Linked DNA regions of Homo sapiens: region 1 is linked to region 2. A link is a contact called in ENCODE Hi-C data. All regions are on one chromosome and are shown on one strand. The core of a region is the stretch at or near the end of the contact, and the rest is flanking DNA. Distances in the headings are between cores, read along the strand shown.

Region 1 (2,925 bases), core at 240-2,739, 60 kb after region 2:
TCTATAATTGGCTTGTACTAGTTTCTTTGCCTGGAATTCCCCTCCCACCTTACTTCTTATACTCTGAGACCCTGATTAGGTGTAACCTCTTCCAGGAAGTTTTCCTGGAATACCCAGATTGGGCAACATGCCTGTCCTCTGAGCTCCCTTATCTTAGACTTGTGACGTTACATTGACCTTGCAGGTTATCATCTCCTGAGCTGGGTTAGCGGCCCCTCACAGAGCCCACCGAGGATTTTAATAGTGTTTACTGAACATGAAGGTATGAGGTTACTACTAGAAGAAACCTCAATGACAGAGGCCTTCCCCCAAAACAAACAAACAAACACATACGCATACAAAAGGAACTCAAGAAAATGAGAAATTTTCCACTATTTTAAAATTCAGAACTGATGGATTCTCCATAGACCTAAACAGCTTCCTCGAATGAACCAACGGGATTCAAAGTCAGGGAAACCAAGTCCTTTGGGCTGGTTCTCTCAGCCAGGAAGACTGTTGAGGGGGAAGTGACTATGCCCTAGTTTGGGGGTTTGGCAACGAAAAAAAAAAGAATAAAAAAGAATTGGATTATAGTCTTGCTGTACAGGCTTGTTATTCTGACAGAACAGTTCCAGAACCTGAAACATGATCTCTGGAGGGAGAGGGAGACATTTTTATCACATATTAAGGTTAGACAGATGTTTTGGGTCTGGTGTTACCTGAATCAAAAGCACCATTGAAGAGCCTGACACAGCCCGGTTCAGCAACACGTGATCCTGGCAGAAAGGAGACAGGAACCCCTTTTTCTTTTCATGTTCATGAGATTTTCCTCTGTGGTTCTATTTGGGTTTTTTGTATCTCCCTGGAGCTGGGGCGAGACACTGACTTCCACTCCAGACTGTCCTCCTTGGACCAGAGACTCCTTCCCCTCCAAAATGCTGCAGGCTGGGCCTTCAGCACGGGGCCAGGGTCCAAATGGCAGCTTGAACAGTGGGCCCTGGCTCTGCAAGGTGGTTTGAAAGTATCTCCAGGGATGTGCTTCATAAAGACTTGTAAGGTAGAAAAACCCTCTCTCTGTCTGTCTCCCTCTTTCCCTCTCTCTCTTCTACACACACACACACACACACACACACACACCACACACACACAACACACACATACACACACATACACATACACACACAGACACACACATACACATACACACACAGACACATACACACACAGACACAAAACACATGCCTCCCTCCAGGTTGGCCAGGGCCAGTCCTGCCACAGTGACAGGGGAGGGCTGGGGACAAGAGGACACACAAGGACAGAAGCTGGCACTGGGGACACTTTAAGAGCCTGGGCAGGAGGCAGGAGGGGTTGATTTTCCAAACACCCACTTCCTCCCCCATGTATTTGCCCCTGACAGCAGAGCCCAGCCCTTGAAGGCACCCAGGGAAAGGGCCGGCGTGAGCATGAAAAGCAGGCCTCCGGAATGACTAATGCCCCACCGGGACAGGCCTGGCTCTGGCCTGGCTGCCCGCCAGAGAGTCCACAGCCACTTTCCAAGGACAGCAAGGGCAAGCGTTCCTGACAAGATTCCCTGAGGACCATCCCTTCCCAGCCCTGACCCTCCCCGGGGCTCCCCCAAGGGGCCCGTGAGGCCCTGCGTGAGGACGTCCAGGGGCCCAGAGGCTGAGTCACTCCCTTGGGGCCAACCTGGGTCATGGCAAGTTTGTTATCTCAAGGACAAGTTCTCAGACCCCTTATCCAGCCATCCCCACCCAAAACAAACTAAAAGTAAGGCCTCTCCAGCAAATCGGCTTCCTGGGGGTCTCCAGACTCAGGCCCTGCCCCCCAGGGTGAGGTGCCATGTGCCCCAGGAGGGCAGTGTACATACATTATACATATATGTTCAACACATGTGGGCAGACCCACTGCTCCTCCCTTCCCAGCCGTGGGGGACCAGCTTCCTCTGGGCCAAGCCCCCCATAAGCCTCCCTCTCTCTCCTTCAGCAGCCCCCCCGGGGAGCCCAAGGCAGGGGCCTCCTGCAGAGCAATTTCCTGGGGCGGCAGAGGTGGGAGTCATCCTCCCAGAGTCCTCGGAGGGGGTGAAGGGGAGGTGGGGAAAGGGCGACTGGGCAGAGCTGGGTCAACCCGGCAGGAGGCCACAGCACAGAGCTCTGGGCTGCTCCAAGTTTTTCATGTGCCTTCTGGGGGAGGAAGTGTCAAAGCCATTTCAAAAGCTGGGGGAGTCCCAGGGAAGGGGCCTCATTCTCCATGCGGAGGGGGGATTTCAAAGGAGACCCTGCTATTGAAAGGTTTCCAAAGACCCTCGCCTTTCTATCAGATCCAAATCACTCCCCTCCAAGCAGCAGCCAGGAGAGGGGTGCTGGGAAAATGTTTCCAAGGAGACATGTCCCTGAGTCATCATAACTCCCAGGGTCTCCGGGCTGCAGAGCCATGCAGAGGCCCCCGCTATAAAAAGGCCGGTTTACCGCCCCGCAGGGGAGCTCTCCAGCAGTCCGGGTCCCAGGGGAGGCCTGCCTCAGACCCCCAAGTGCCCTGAGTTTATGAGAAGGCTGCAGAGCTGAACAGGGCCACTTCTACCCACCAAGTCCCCCTGGTGCCACTAAGGGGGACTTTTACCCCCGTCAGCGGCAGGGCAGCCACTCTGGGCTCAGACCATTTAGCAGGAGAAGCCATCCACTGGGACACTGGGCCCCAAAAGATTTACTGGGATTGCAGAGCCAGCCCCAAACCAGGCCTGCAGTGTCTGCCTCTCACCATTTCCCCAGCAGCCTTCCCAAGCCACCAGGGCCAGCCAGAATCACAGCACAAGCCACATCTAAGTTCCATCAACTCCTCTTCTCCCCCTGCCCTGTTCACTCACCCCAGGACCACACCAGGTGGGTCTTCGTTCTCTTCCCAACTGGTTCCTTCTCAACACCGCAGCCA
Region 2 (2,839 bases), core at 279-2,778:
GGGTTTTGGGGGGGTCCCACCTGGAGGGGCCCAGCAATGACATCAGAACCACTCAGTAAGGGGGTCTCAGAGGCAGGGATGTCCGAGGTGGGGGCAAGTCCTGAGCTCCTTAGGGGCCACAGGGGCTTCCCTCAACCTTGGACATCCCTGGCCCAGGCTTGCCCCAGGCATGGCCTGAGTCAGCTGCCCCTTCCACCTTCTCACCATCCCCTGGACTCCTAAACACCACTCTGAAAGGCAGTTGTATGTCTGGGGTGGGGAGTACTCTCCATCTCATGGACAGAGAAAGCGAGTCCCAGAGAGGTCTACTGACTTATCTGTGGCTTGGCCACACAAAAGGGGCAAAGCCCTGGGATATTGCCACTTCCCGCTTTGTACTTTCCTACTCAGTACCAAAGGGGGTCAGGGAACAGGGTACAGTACGGGAAATAAAAAGAAAAACAGAAAAGCAAAGCCTTCTCTGCTAATGAGGTATGGTGGGCTGGAGCATCAGCATGGGGCCAGATGGCGAGAGATTTCCCCTAATCTTTCTAGGAGGCCCCAGGGAACATCCTCACCAGTCTCCATCCATCCCTGATGAAATTCCTCCAACTCTCTCCTGCTGCAGAATGAGTGGTTGGACCCAAACCTATCTCAACATCACTGACTTATCTCTGCCCCAAGAGGATGAATCTTCCCCCACTGAAAAGACCAGGACTTAATATCCTTGTCAAGGAAGAAGAGTTGATGACAACATGTTTTCCTGTGGGCGGTCTGCTCCTGATTCCTGGCTCTTTGGACCTTCGCCAAGCTCCATCTTTTGTGCATTTGAACCAAGGTCTACTGTCTACATCAGTATCATCAGGACATTGCTGGCCAATGTACCCAGATGCTAGAATTTCATGGGTATTTCATAGCAGGGTCCCATATTCACTAACATTTTCAAACAAAGATGAGTAAACTGAAGGCACGATCCCAGTCAAGAAAGCCCACAGATGTCCTCCCAAGAGAGGTGCAAACGGTACCACTGCTTGTAGATTTACCCAGCACACATCTATGATTTCAATGTTAGTCTCTCTTTGGTCTTTGGCTGTCTAAATGTCATGGTGACTTTGCCAGGGCAAAAGGTGTGCCCAGAAAATTGCCACCCTGTCACAGTAGCCTGAGAGCAGGGTACCGAGTAGAACATATGCTCTGTATGGCTTTGTTTGCACCTCTGATTCTGCTATCTCACAAGCAGCAGGTTGGCGATTAACAAAATAGCAATAGCATCGAAGCCGGTGACAACTGCCATCATCACGGCAGTGACGACAGCTGTCACCAGGAGCCAGTGAGCCTGCTCCTTCCCACCCCCAGAGTCCCCAAATAGGCAGGAGCTCTGAGCATTTTAGGGAAACTTGGCCAATCATTTCCGTGAATCTTTACTGCCTGGACAGATTAAACCCAGGCCCCAAGTGGCTCTCCCAGTTGACAATTTTTCTTTCAAAAAGGCCGAAGTTGCTGTGAGCCAAGTTCTTGCAGCCGAATTCCTGGACACAGTTTCCAACAATTCCAATCAGCCAGCTCTGCGGTTGGGCTGGGATTTCAAGCTTGCCACAGTATGAAGTCCAGTTTGGGCTATATTCCCTTCCCTCTCGCAGCATGATGAAGGTTTCCCCGCAAAATCAAAAGGCTTACTGTCAAGTTTTCGATTGGTCTGGGCTTCGTGCTATCGTGTGTGGTGTGGGAAGGAATATGAATGTGGTGCCGGCTCTACCATGGGGCCTTGAGGCCTCGTCCAAGCCATCCAGGGACCTTATGAAAGTGGAACGGAACTCTTTTCATGTATATTCCAACTGCTGAAATTCCCCAGACACGCCACAGTGTGCAAACTCGGTGTAAAAAGAACAATGGCTGGATAAAAACCGAGGCGAGTCGGCCGAGTACGCTGAAGACAAGCCAGTGTTGCTAATGCAAGGGAAGCCAAGCCTGGATTCTCCCCCTCCTTCTTCACCTCTTCTTTTCTTCTTTTCTTTTTTCCTTTAGCACGTGGAACTTAATGAAAATAAAGTCACCGTGTTTCCAGGGCAGGAGGCTGCTCTTTACTTGAATAAAATGTACATGCAAATTCACTAAAGGAGGCTGGCACTTGGGAAAACACAGAGATGATACTCAGGGCTCAAACTGATGGATAGCATTTATGTCTCCTTTCTTTTTTTCTTAAACCATAGAGATAATATGTGTCTGTCTATATGCACGTACATGTGCACATATAAAACAGGGCTGTGCTAGAGCCAGTTCATACTGACTCCTGAGAGCCAACTGTGCGTTTCTCTTCCCAACTCCAGATTCAGCGAAATGATATTGGTAGACTGAAATTGGCCCACAGTGGGAGTATTTACACCACAGAAATCGGCAAAGGCTACAAAATCAAAATTCTGTTTTTTATCGGACAGTGAGTTATTAAATATTTACCAACTATATTGTAACTACATCTACTTTACTGGGGGTATGTGTGTATATAGATGTATAGAGGCATATATAGATATATACACATATATATTACATATATGCACCAGATACACAGAATACAGATGACATGCACGTACTTTTAACCTTTGTATACTCCCCTTAATCCATAACCTCTCTTTATTCTTCGAAAGCAATATGAAAACCATGGATCTAAGTGAATCTGTATGCTTTTATCATAAAAAAGCATGAAAAACCAATCTGCTCTTCCAAAATATAAAAGCAATCACTAAATTGATTCCTTTTTTTGCCAGGCATTAACTTTCTCCTATTACTGCAAATTTGCTGCACTTGTATTTTCTTCCAGCCCCAGAATTAAACACACTTCTAATTTCTCACTTCAGGTGCATTA

The links. A loop is a pair of places that touch in the nucleus more often than their neighbours do.
Region 1: a loop to region 2 is called in a map of posterior cingulate gyrus, with 4 times the contacts of the local background. The contact joins two enhancer-like sites. A Hi-C loop is called at or near these places in 1 of 168 maps with a recorded cell type or tissue (posterior cingulate gyrus) and 1 of 37 single-sample maps with no recorded cell type.

The regions. Positions count from the first base shown.
Region 1 is chr16:49,619,047-49,621,971 of GRCh38, forward strand. All of the region lies in intron 5 of ZNF423 (zinc finger protein 423), which reads right to left. Among named protein-coding and RNA genes, the nearest start is that of LINC02179, 150 kb to the left of the region's middle. Within about 2 kb of position 1,490, at least 18 of the 41 ENCODE cell types and tissues checked have a DNase peak (open chromatin) inside an H3K27ac peak, as active enhancers do.
Region 2 is chr16:49,558,888-49,561,726 of GRCh38, forward strand. The region is part of intron 5 of ZNF423 (zinc finger protein 423); the gene reads right to left. Among named protein-coding and RNA genes, the nearest start is that of LINC02179, 94 kb to the left of the region's middle. Within about 2 kb of position 1,529, at least 5 of the 41 ENCODE cell types and tissues checked have a DNase peak (open chromatin) inside an H3K27ac peak, as active enhancers do.